Linked DNA regions of Homo sapiens: region 2 is linked to region 1. Evidence: chromatin contacts called from ENCODE Hi-C data. All regions are on one chromosome and are shown on one strand. Each heading gives the region's core, a stretch centred on a gene start or an enhancer-like site at or near the end of the contact. The rest is flanking DNA. Distances are from core to core; before and after follow the strand shown. Region 1 holds the start of ABHD1 (abhydrolase domain containing 1). Region 2 holds the start of IFT172 (intraflagellar transport 172).

Region 1 (6,456 bases), core at 2,674-5,173:
GGTATGGCCAATGTGTGACTGACTGCCCAGGGGTGTGGCGGTGCAGAGTGTTAGAGGCATATGTATTGGGGTGTCAGGGTGAACTCTTCCTGAGTTGTTTGTGACACTCCATCACAGCGACACTGTCATCACAGCGACAAGCCCACTCTCATCCTGTCCTCCTCCCAGTGATGAACACTGCTTGTCACTGCCTTTTTAGATCACGGATTCTGCTGGTTTCGGCAATACCTCTCCTACCTCTGGTCATTTCAAAAAGGTCTCCATTTTCTTCACCGTCAGAGTTCCTCAGGGCCCTCTCCTCACTTTCCATCTGCTCATGTGCTCATCTGCTCACCTAGCTCCCATCACTGTTATGCATTGACTCGTGTCCTTCACAAAGTTATATGTTGAAGTCTTAACCTCCAATACCTCAGACTGTGACCTTATTTGGAAATAGGGTCATTGCAGATGTAATCCATTAAGATGAGGTCATACTGGAGTAGGGTGGGCCCCTAATCAATATGACTGGTGTTCATATCAAAAGAGGAAATGTGGACACAGACACACACATAGGAAGAACATTGCTATGGCCTGAATATCCCACCAAATTCATGTGCTGAAACTTAGTCCCCATTGTGGTGATATTAAGAGGAGGAAGCCAGGCACAGTGGCTCACACCTGTAATCCCAGCACTTTGGGAGGCCGAAGTGTGAGGATCTCTTGAGGCCAGGAGTTTTCGACCAGTCTGGGCAACATAGTGAGACCGTGTCTCTACAATAAATAAATAAATAAAAATTAGGCATGGTGGTGCACGCCTGTAGTCCCAGCTATTTGGGAGGCTGAGGCAGGCAGATCCCTTGAGTCCAGGAATTTGAGGTTACAGTGAGCTGTGATCCTGCCACTGCACTCCAACCTTGGTGACAGAGCGACATCCTGCCTCTGAAAAAAACCAAAAAGGAGTAGGGCCTTTTGGGACATGATGAAACCATGAGGGCTCTCCCCTCATGAAGGGATTAATGACCTTATGAAAGAGGTTTCTGAGAGAGTTCACCCCTCTTGCTCTCTTGCCTTTCTGTCCCTTCCATCACATGAGGAAACCCAGACGCACCATCTCTGAGGAATGGACCTTCACAGACACCGAACCTGCCAGTGCCTGGATCTTGGACTTCCCAGTCTCCAGAACTGTGAGGAATAAATTTCTGTTGTTTGTAAATTACTCAGTCTGTGGGATTTTGTTATAGCAGCACAAACTCACTAAGATGTTTGTGAAGATGAAGACAGAGATCAGGGTGATGCTTCTACCAGTCAGGGAGTGCCAAAGATTTCCAGCAAAATGCCAGAAGCCAGGGGAGAGGCATGGAATAGATTATTCCTCACGGTTCCCAGAATGAACCCACCCTACTGATATTTCAGTCTTGACTTCTAGTCTCCAGAAGTGTGAGACAATAAATCTCTGTTGTTTAAGACAGTCCCCAACCTTTTTGGCACCAGGGACCAGTTTCAGAGAAGACAATCTTTTTTTTTTTTTCTTTTTTTTTTCTTTTTTTGTATTTTTTTAGTAGGGACGAGGTTTCACCATGTTGGCCAGCCTGGTCTCGAACTCCTGACCTCAGGTGATCCGCCTGCCTTGAACTCTCAAAGCATTGGGCGTTACAGGCGTGAGCCACGTGCCCAGCCTCAGAGAAGACAATCTTTCCACAGATCAGAAGGGTTGGGGGTGAGGGTGATGGTTTTGGGATGAAACTTCCACCTCAGATCAACAGGCATTAGATTCTAATAAGGAGCACGCAACCTAGATCCTTCTTGTGTGCAGTTCACATAGGGTTTGCGCTCCTATGAGAATCTAATTCCACTGCTGATCTCAGGCAGTAATGCTTGCTCATCCTGCTCACCTTCTGCTATGCCACCTGGTTCCTACCAGGTCATGGACCAGTACCAATTTGCAGCCCAGGGGGTTGGGGACCCCTGGTTTAAGACACCCAGTTTGTAGTGCTTTCTTACAGCAAACTGCCAACTAATACACCACCTAAATGCTGATGATTGCCAATTCTCCACCTCCAATCTCTAAGCCCCAGGCCACTTCAGGCATTGAATATCCTACTAATTTGTGCCTGAGTTTTAATTTATAAAGGTGGCTGAGTGAGGACATGAAGAGGTCACTGCTATTGAAAGAAAAGCTTAATGTTATTTGCAGTTCCCCTAGAAACAAAAGGCACGGTCACAGGGGGAAGTGCCAGTGTCACTCAGGAGGCAGAAAGAAGCGAAGGGAAGGTACAGGCCTTTATTGGGGTTTACTTCTCCCAGTAAGGCAGGAGAAGCAGTTTGGGACTGGCTAGTTTGAATAATTCCAGAGTGCTCTGGGGCACAGGGACAGGTCCTGGTTACCTGGTCCTGGGTTGATTTAGGGCAGGGGAGATACTGGCTTGGAATGTGAAAGTTAGAGAAAGGAAGTGCTCAGAGTGTGAGCTCTGGATTGTAGGGGAGATGTAAACAACCTTGGCCATTAGGTTGGCCCTGTGATTTATGGATGCCAAATAGACAAATACAGAACCTAAGGAAACACAGTTAAAACACCTACCAGCACCCCAACTTCTACATGTCTGTGTCTAAATGCATCATCTTCCTCTTCAAACCTTCCTCTCCTCTGTTTCCCTGTCCCAGGGATGGACACTTTATATCTGTGCAGTCAGAAACCTGGAGGTCATCCATGTTCCTCCTTCTTCCCCTGCCTCCAATCTACTACCAGGTCCTATCAATTCTGCCACTGATCTTGAAGATCTTCACTCCTCTCCTGGGTATCCTCCAGTCCGGGCATCTTTTGAGCCTGGCGTTCTGTTAGCAGCCTCCCAGTGGCCTCTCTGCTTCTACTTTCCTCCTCCTCCAATCTATTCTCCAAGCAACTGAATGATTCTCCTAAAACATAACTCATGTCACCCTTCCCTTCTTAAAACCCCTGGATGGCTTTCCTCTGACCCTAGGATAAACTGCAGCAATTATGTGGTCCTTGACCACCCACATGCTCCAGCCACACCAACTTTCTTTGTTCCCTTAAGACATCCTTCACCTCCAGGCTTTTGCCTTTGCTGCCCCCTCTGCTAGAACACCCTCGCGTGAAGTCCGGGCACCTCCGCAGTGCTCCCATGGCAGCTGGTACTTCTCTTGTGTGGACCATGTTAAGCCCTGATGACTTGTGGACCTCCTAGAAGCTTTACGGTGTATTGATACCTAGGCTCCTCTCCAGACTAACTGTATCGGGGGTAGGGCCTGGGCACTGGTAGTTTTAAAAATCCTAGATGATTCCGATCTGCAGTCAAGGTTGAAAGCCACTACTCTTAGTAGACGACCTCCTATATTTCAATGAAGACACGGACAGTAACATGGGGGGTCTGTATCAAGTGCCTGGTACAGGGCGGGTGGTGAGCAAATTATCTACTGTACGAGGACTGTGTGGCAGGGACTGTATGAGACAATGCAGAGTGACACTGCAGGAAGGTGCATGTGTTGCAATGCCACCACTGAGCAGCTGAAAGCTTTGTGACAGTGTGGGGTGTCACAGTCGGACAGTGACTGGTGAGGGTCACTGTGAATGGCTGTAGTGTGTGACAGAGCAGAATGTCACTGCAGGAGTAGCTGTGTCCTGTGCGTGACTGACTGCGAGCGCCTAAGGGACTCTGGCCAGGCTGCTGGACTCGGGGCGTCGCCGGGGAAGAGTTTAAGGGAGCTGGAGATGCCCCGCACCAAGATGGCAGCTGGGGGAGGCCGCTTGTCTCGGGCTGCACAGCCAAGAACCGCGGAGGGGAAGAAGGCAGGGGAGGGCGGGAGGCCATTCGCAGGTCACTCGGGTTAGATCCGCGCGAGGCACTAGGCGACCAGCCACCCAGCCCCGCGACCAACTAGCGCCGCCTCTCGCCGCCCATCCCGGGGCACCGGCGGTGGGCGGGGCCAGCAGCGCAAACTGCCTGCAGCGGGGACCGGACCTGCACAGGCCGCCTATGGCGGGCGGCGGGTGGGACCGCGAGTTACAGCCGGCCAACTGGGGCCAGCCAGGAGCCTGAGGGTCGGAAGCCCCCAACACAAGATGCTGAGCTCCTTCCTGAGCCCCCAGAATGGCACCTGGGCAGACACCTTCTCTCTGCTCTTGGCTCTTGCCGTTGCCCTCTACTTGGGCTACTACTGGGCATGTGTGCTTCAGGTGGGTGCGGGTCCACCGCTCTGGCCAGCGGGTTTGGGTGTAGGGGGCAGCTTCCAGACACGGGCTTGGGCCCTTGGTGGGAACTGGGATGGTTGGGCTTCCCCACAGGTGAAATTTGCTACCACCGAATGGAGAGTCGGCTCTGCCTCTCTAGTGCCTCTGCATCCCATGTGATCCCCATGCCAGCTGGGCCTTTTGGGTACCGGAGGGTGCTGCTCCCTATAATGTGGACAAGCATTTGGGGAAAGGTGGGGTGGAAGGCATCCTGAGGTATCAGAGATGTGCACACTTTGCGTTCCTTTTTAGGTGGTTTAGCTGAGTCTTTCAGCTGCACTGAAGGAAGGAACCAGAGGTCTGTGGGTCATGGCTAACTCCCAATACCACCCACCCCCCAAATAGCTTAGTAGGACCTCCCTTCCCTTAAGGGCTGGCTGAGGTCAGAACTGGCCTAGCTCAGAACTGATGGATGACCCCAACTGTCCTTGCTCATTCAGCCGTTTTATGTTCCAGGCTCTCCATATAGTGAGTGTGATGAGAAAGTTTGAAGAGGTTGATTTTGATGAATTTGGAGACTTTTCTCACTGAAATTTAGATATATACATAATTTACATATCCAGGAAAAGCCAAATCTCTTCATCTTCATTAAACTCTGTTCTAGGTAGCTGAGTCTAACAAGACACCTACTGGTTCGAGTCCTTTAAAAAGGTCTATAGGAGACTTTAGTGTTACCTAGACTTTTCCATATTTTCAGAGCTTTCTACATTAGCATATATTGTTTACTAAATGTCTTCCTTAGGGCCGGGTGTGGTGGCTCACGCCTGTAATCCCAACACTTTGGGAGGCAGAGGCGGGAGGATCGCCTGAGGTCGGGAGTTCGAGAGCAGCCTGACCAACATGAAGAAACCCCATCTCTACTAAAAATACAAAAATTAGCCAGGCATGGTGGCACATGCCTATAATCCCAGCTACTCGGGAGCCTGAGGCAGGAGAATCACTTGAACCTGGGAGGCGGAGGTTGCAATGAGCCTCGTGCCATTGCACTCCAGCCTGAGCAACAAGAGTGAAACTCCGTCTCAAAAAAAAAAAAAAAAGTCTTCCTTAATAAAACAGTTAAAAACTCCAAGCCTCACAATACTCTGTAGGCCTCACTTTATACATCAGATTTGGAAGGTCACTTCAGAACAAAACTGCCCCTAAGGAAACACTTTCCTTTACTTGCAACTAGCTGCACAGAAATCTGGGCCCCTGCTGCTTTATAGACTAAACCCTTTATAAGCTAACGAATACTGGTTAAAATGCAGGAAAAGTGCCATTCTGGAGGCCCTCTAGATACGGTGTTTGGATTGGCCAGCACTGTAATGGATCTATACTGATTTAAGCATAGCAACCAGTGCCATATTGTAATACTAATTCATTCTCAGGAGGGAGTCAAGAAACATTTTCTTGAGTTAAAATCAAATTAACCCACATAAATCAAACCTGTGAACAAATTTATAAGTCTTGTTCCACACTACTGGGCCGTTTGACCAAGGAATTAATAAACTGATAGTAACTCAGCCGAGCACAGTGGCTCATGCCTGTAATCCCAGCATTTTGGGAGGCTGAGGCGGGCGAATCACTTGATGTCAGGAGTTCGAGACCCGCCTGGCCAACATGGTGAAACCCCTATCTCTACTAAAAATACAAAAATTAGTTGGGTGTGGTGACGCAAGCCTGTCATCCCAGCCACTCAGGAGGCTGAGGCAGGAGAATCGCTTGAACCCAGGAGGCGGAGGTTGCGGTGAGCTGAGATGGCACCACTGCACTCCAGCCTGGGTGTCAGAGCAAAACTCCGTCTCAAAAAAAAAAAAAAAAAAAGGATAGCAACTCAAAATCTTGGCAATTAGGAGGCAATACCCGACAGTGACTAGACAGCGCAGGCTCTAGAGTCAGACAGACCTGGGTTTGAATCTCCTGCTCTGCCACTAACTAGCTCTGGCAAGCTTCTGGCCCTTGACAAGTTATTCAGCATTCAAATCCGTTCACATAGGGGGATCACAGAACCTATTTCATGGAACTGTTATGAAAATCACAAGACAAAATTTGTGTGAAGTGCTTAGCAGAATGCCTGGAGCTTAATGAGAACTCAACAAATCTTACCTACAAGTACTGGTGGTAATGTCATAGTTAATAATTTTGTTTTGCCTCTTGCTTGCTGTGTAACTGGACAAACCACTTAATCTCTGTCAGTCATAACTTCTTCACTTATAAAATATCTCATAAGTTTGGGCTTAGCCCAGTGCCTT
Region 2 (6,456 bases), core at 3,444-5,943, 370 kb after region 1:
GTTGTCAGTCTGTCCTATGGCAATTTTAGTGGAATCAGGAGAAAAAGCCATGCCCTTCACCATATAGCTCTTCCTGCCATACTAAGAGTTTAAAAAAAAAAAAAGAAAGAAAAAGAAGTAATGAGTACACATGAAAGAGAAAAGAGAAAAAAAGGCATATGTGTGCTCCTAAGGGAGCTTGAGGATTTATACTGAGAAAAAGGTGGGGTATGCCATTTCCTATGCTGATGGCTAGAAGGCAGACTACGTCTTTCAAGTTGTGAGACCCCATCAATAGGTTAAATAAGGTACACATGAATACACTGTTTACCTTCATGTCAGCTGGTTTGGTGGAGAATTTATCTCTCCGTTCTCCATGTTCATCATACAGCAAGACCACTCGGTCCACTGTGCAGACAGCAAATTTGGCATTGTTCTGGGACCAAGCCATGCAGGTCACCTTTGCAGCTCCATCCTGTAGAGGCAAAGGGGTAAAAACAAACCCATGTGCTGGTCTAGAATGCCAAAAGCATTTCTAGCTTCATTAATTCTAGTGTAATACTGGTCAATTTTCTTCCTGTCACGGTTCTATCCTCAAAACAAAGAGATGCCTGTGGCCCATGCTGGTCTCCAAGGCCTTCAGATCCTGGACTGTGAGAACAACAGGCTTCTAGAGACTCATATGCAAATGCACTAAGAGGCAGGGTGCTAAGTCAACTGTATCAATGAATCCCTGCAACGGCCTCCTCGTTTCCAGGTCTGCTACTGAAATAAATTCAATTAGTCTGGTAAGTTTTGGTCATTAGCCATTCATTCAATTAATATTTTTTTAGCACCTTATTGATCAAGGCACTTGGCCAGGGGCTGAGAGAGAGACAAAAAGCAAACCATAGATCCTGCCTCCACGTCTAATAAGATGGTGCAAAATAGAAAAGTCCTATTAAAGTATGTATAAAGTACTACAATAGTTTGGAGAAGCCTGAGAGAATTTTATGCTTAAATTATCAAAATTAAGCTTTGAAGAATGAATGCAGTTGAGTAGGAAGTTATCTGAGATGGGAGGAATGGCAATGAGCAAAGGCAAATTCTGGACAAGAAACAGTAATTTAGTTTATTTGAAACTATTATACCTTATAAATAGTAGAATAGACGGGGTAAGGCAGGAAAAACAGGCCAGCTCAGGAAGTCTTTGAAGCCAGGCAAAGGAGTTTGGGCTTATTTGAAAGGAAAGGGAGAGACAGTGAGAGTTCAGGATGGGCGAGTACGAGTTGAGACTCAGGACGAATAATCCCACTTTCTTTTCTTCTTAACTACCCACTTCAGAGAAACCCAAGTTAGAAGTTATCTCCAGGTGAATTATTCTGACCAGATCTGACCCTTCCAACACTAGCTCTGGTCCTAAGGGACTAGCTCTGCTACTAAGGGTTTCCTTCCTTGAAAACAAAACATTTTATTCTGCTTTTCTTCTGCCCCAATTGTTTAATTATTTGGACACTAGAGTTCTGGCTTCAAACATTGACACTTTACACTCCAAACTCACCTATCTCCAAAGTCAGAAGTAAAAAGTCTATTTTCCTGCAAATCCTCAAACCAGAAAATAGCCACACCACCATCACTATGATCCTCTAACTCTTCATTATATTAGGTTAGAAGGCCTGAGGGCTCCTCATCAATCTTTGCTGATCCTCCTGCTTTATCGCTTTGCCCAATTCTGGGCATTCAGCCCTACCTGCATCATGACATCATCTTATTTTGAGAGACTGAAGGAGGATTTCATTTCCAATTTTTCCATTAGGGCGGAGAAATTTTTAAAGTACAGATTCAATGGACAGCTTGCTGAGCAATGAGCACAAATCTCTGTCTTTTTATTTTTTTCTCCAACTGAGGAGAGAGCACAACTATCTTTGTTCTAATTTCCTTCTTTTTTTTTTTTTGACGGAGTCTCACTCTGTCCCCCAGACTGGAGTGCAGTGTCACAATCTCAGTTCACTGCAACCTCTGTTTCTTGGGCTCAAGCGATTCTCCTGCCTCAGCCTCCCAAGTAGCTGAGGCTATAGGCGTGTGCTACCATGCCTGGCTAATTTTTTTATATTTTTGGTAGAGACATGGTTTCACCGTATTGCCCAGGCTGGTCTTGAACTCCTGACCTCAAGTGATCCACTCACCTTGGCCTCCTGAAGTGCTGGGATTACAGGCGTGAGCCACCACGCCCGGCCTGTGTTCTCATTTCCTCCTATTGTCCAAATGCCACACCCTCTGTGAAGCCTTCCTGATTTCCATAATCAATTAATTCTCCTTTCTCTACAATATGTACCTCACTAGATTTTTTTATTAAGTGAGGTAGGGAATAAAATAATAAGAGCTTGCCTTTAACAAGTACTTACCATAGAATAGGCATTTTGATAAGTGCTTGACAAGCATAATCTCATTTTACCTCATAACACTGAGGTAGATGCTATTATTATCCCCCTTTTACAGATAGATGAATGGAAGCCCAAAAAGATTAAGTAATTTGCCCAAGTTCACATATACAGTTTGTAAGTGGTAGGACCATGATTTATTTATTTAATTAATTTATTTTTTGAGGCAGAGTCTCGCTCTGTCACCCAGGCTGGAGTGCAGTGGTGCGATCTTGACTCACTGCAACTCTGCCTCCTGAGTTCAAGCGATTCTCCTGCCTCAGCCTCCCGAGTAGCTGGGATTACAGGCATGCGCCACCACATCTAGCTAATTTTTGTATTTTTAGTAGTTTCACCACGTTGGCCAGGATGGTGTCGAACCCCTGACCTCGGGTGATCTGCCTGCCTCGGCCTCCCAAAGAGCTTGGTTTACAGGCATGAACCACTGCGCCTGGCCTAGAACCATGATTAAATCCATGTATGTGTAAATCCATAAACCATAATCCCAATTTCTTTATTAAGGTACCCCAGTACATATTACACACTCAGTTATGGAACATCTTATTTATTTTTAAGACACAGCCTCACTCTGTCACCCAGGCTGGAGTGCAGTGGTGTGATCACGTCTCACTGCAGCCTCGACCTCCTGGGCTCAGGAGATCCTCCCACTTCAGTGACCCCAGCAGCTGGGCCTACAGGTGCTTGCCACCACACGAGGCTATTTAAAAAAAATTTTTTTTTTTTGGACAAAGTCTCACTCTTGTCCCCCAGGCTGGAGTGCAGTGGCACGATCTCGGCTCACTGCAACCTCCACCTCCCGGGTTCAAGCGATTCTCCTTCCTCAGCCTCCTGAGTAGCTGGGATTACAGGCGGCTGCTGCCACGCCCGGCTAATTTTTGCATTTTTAGTAGAGATGGGGTTTCACCATGTTGGCCAGGCTGGACTTGAACTCCTGACCTCAGGTGATCCGCCCGCCTCGGCCTCCCAAAGTACAGGGATTACAGGTGTGAGCCACCGCACCTGGTCAAAATTTTTTTGTAGAGGTCTTGGAATCTTGGGCTCAAGTGATCCTCCCACCTTGGCCTCCCAAATTGCTGGGATTACAGGTGTGAGCCACTGGGCCTGGCCAGACATCTTATTCTTATTAGCTTTGTATTATTCTGTCCTTTGAATTTTGAATGTCCTTTCCTCTTGTCTATCAATTTTTCACACTGCTTTTCAGTTTACAATGCTCTTTTGTGTATATTACTCTATATAACTCTTCCCCAAGTCCCCTAAAGTTGCTATTAGTACTCATGTTTTTTCAAATGAAGAAGTTGGTGAGTGCTCCGAGACATTGTATAATAAAGGCTAAAGTTAGAGATATCAGGTCATTTGTTTAAAGTACTGGTGGCCAGTCTGGGCAACATGGGGAAACCTCGTCTCTACAAAAAACAAAAACAAAAACAAACAAAGAAACAAAAAATTACCCGGGCGTGCTAGCGCACGTCTGTAATCCCAGCTACTTGGGAGGCTATGGCAGGAAAATCCCTTGAACCCGGGAGGCGGAGGTTGCAGTGAGATCGAGCCACTGCACTCCAGCCTGGGCAACAGAGCAAAACTCTGTCTCAAATAGTTAAATAAAGTAGTGGTTGACCTGAAATAAGGACAAGGTAAGAAATTTTAAAAAGAAAATAAGAAAGTAGTGGTGGAGCTAGGACTTAAATTCTGGTGTGCTAACTCCAAAGCCCACCCTTTCTTCACCATGTTTCAGGGCTCCTCCCCTAGTGCCCAGCCTCTCCTGAATCAGAATACACGGTTCGGTCTTTGCACTCCCCCTTCAGGGCTTGCACCTAAGGCGCTTATTTAATTATGGGCACATGCATACTCGCTGCTTACATGTGCACCTCACCCTCTAATACGAGCCTCCTGAAGGGAGGGACATAAGTCGGGTGGTTTGGGATTCCTACGAACCCCAGCATGGGGCCTGTACACAACTGATGTGAATGAAATGTAAGGAAAGCTACAAGTCCTTAGCCCTGCATCTCGCCTCCTGGACGCTGTATCGACAGGCCAAGATCCAGATCATCGCTATATCCCTTACAGCCTTCTGCACACAGTAGGAGGTCAACATCATTAAACTTCAGTTCCCCCACTTTTCTTGGAACATAAAGCATAAGGGGGAGGGACTGGCACGCAATTCCTCACCTGAGGGCTCAGCAGGGTCCTCAGGTGCTTCAAGTGCATGACGCACACCTGTCTTTCAGATGCTCCTAGACAGCGACAACTCCCGTGGTTACCTGGACAACCCGCCACGCAGCCGCAGCGACAGGCACTGACGCTTATGCGACCGGAGCGCAACACGCGTCGCAAGGTCACACGTAACTTTGCGGCGAAGCAAACAGAACGTGCGCAAGCGCGGTGAGATCTAGGGCGGGCCCTTGAGAGGGCTTCATGAATGTTCTCCTTGACCAATCCCGTCGCCGCATGCAAACTCAAGACCAAGCCCCGCCCACAAGCCTTCAGCCAGCCCCAGGTCCTACGTCATAGCGGTCCGTCTCGCTCTTCGATGTACCTGACTTTCTGAGTGCACTCTCTTAATCCTCACAACTCTGGAGGGAAGCAGGGCGGTTTCCATGATAGGCCTTCTGCAGTTGACGGAATTGTACCCAAATAGGTTACATGATTTGCACGGGATCGCAAGGCTAATAACGATAGCTAACGATGAATACTCAGTATGTGTCTGCCAGGTACTGTGTAAAGTATTGTACGTGCATTTATATCATTTAATCCCAAAACCACCTTTTGAAGGGGATAGCGTTATTATTAGTCTCATTTTACATAACAGGAGACTCAGGGCACTTGCTCAAACTAACACAGCCAGCGAAGGACTTGGAACTGGAGTTCAACCCAGAGTTAGTAGCTTTAAACAGCTTTTATGTTCCTTCTCAACTCCTAGCTCGCTCTCTCCATGCCACGATACTATAACCTGTCACATTCCCATCCCAATAAATGACATTTATTCTCAGAATCTGGAAGATGAGTGTTTTGGAACTAGCTGCCAAAGAAACGTAAGGTACCCTACTTCCTAATTGGGTAATGGTGGGTTAAAGACTGCTGTTTACATTGGAATGTTTTTATGGTTCAGTTTGTTGTTGTTGTTGTTTTGAGACAGAGTTTCACTCTTGTTGCCCAGGCTGGACTGCAATGGCGCGATCTTGGCTCACTGCAACCTCTGCCTCCCGGGTTCAAGAGATTCTCCTGCCTCAGCCTCCCAAGTAGCTGGGATTACAGGCATGTGCCACCACGCCCGACCAATTTTGTATTTTTAGTAGAGACAGGGTTTCTCCATGTTGGTCAGGCTGGTCTCAAACTCCCGACCTCAGGTGATTTGCCCGCCTTGGCCTCCCAAAATGCTGGGATTACAGGCGTGAGCCACCGTTCTCGGCCTGTGGTTCAGTTTTGAGGGCAGACCTGACTTGGCTCACCCGATAGGTTGTCTTGTGATACCTGGGGTTAGAGATTGGTTAAGTAGAAAAGAGACTGACTTGTTGATCTTTGGAGTCCCGTTCAGAATTTTTGGCCTATCTTCTAACATACCAGAGAGATTGAAATGCAGAAAGGAGTTATTCATAAGCCTGCTCTGAAATGATCCAAAGTTGGGAAGATCTGTAACTCTCCAGGAAGTGTAACATATGCTCTCCAGACAGACTGTGGGTCCAGAAGCCTTCCCCCACAGTGGTTTGCAAGTGTCAACAGGTGTTTGTCTCATGGCCACCAACCACCCCTTAGAAAATAGGAAAGAGCAGAGGACAGCCCCTATTTTCACAGGAAACAAGTAGGCCTCAGAGCTCAAATGAGAATTATTTTGACAGGGGAGTCCCAACCCCTCAGTTTTATTTTCAGAATCCTCCTCTGGATATGGTGGCAGAGCATGAATATAAACTCATTTATGAATTACAGTTATTACTGACTTTGACTGACTAAACAGAGACAGAGATGAAAGGGAATGCAAAAGAGGGAAGAACAGACACAGGAACACATAGGATAGGAGCATGTGGCACCAAGGAATCCATGAGTGTAGCTGTCCTTTCATTAG

What was found. A loop is a pair of places that touch in the nucleus more often than their neighbours do. Pooled maps may share reads with other maps.
Region 2: a loop to region 1 is called in a pooled map, with 4 times the contacts of the local background. The contact joins the promoter of IFT172 here to the promoter of ABHD1 in region 1. A Hi-C loop is called at or near these places in 3 of 168 maps with a recorded cell type or tissue (CD8-positive, alpha-beta T cell, ascending aorta and naive thymus-derived CD4-positive, alpha-beta T cell), 2 of 37 single-sample maps with no recorded cell type and 12 of 50 pooled maps.

The regions. Positions count from the first base shown.
Region 1 is chr2:27,119,892-27,126,347 of GRCh38, forward strand. It overlaps ABHD1 (abhydrolase domain containing 1), which reads left to right and starts at 3,924. Exons shown (of 9, transcript NM_032604.4): 1 at 3,924-4,171. The coding sequence starts at 4,058. RefSeq lists silencers at 3,769-3,848, 3,869-4,008.
Region 2 is chr2:27,485,050-27,491,505 of GRCh38, forward strand. It overlaps IFT172 (intraflagellar transport 172), which reads right to left and starts at 4,694. Exons shown (of 48, transcript NM_015662.3): 1 at 4,566-4,694; 2 at 311-454; 3 at 1-81. The coding sequence starts at 4,604.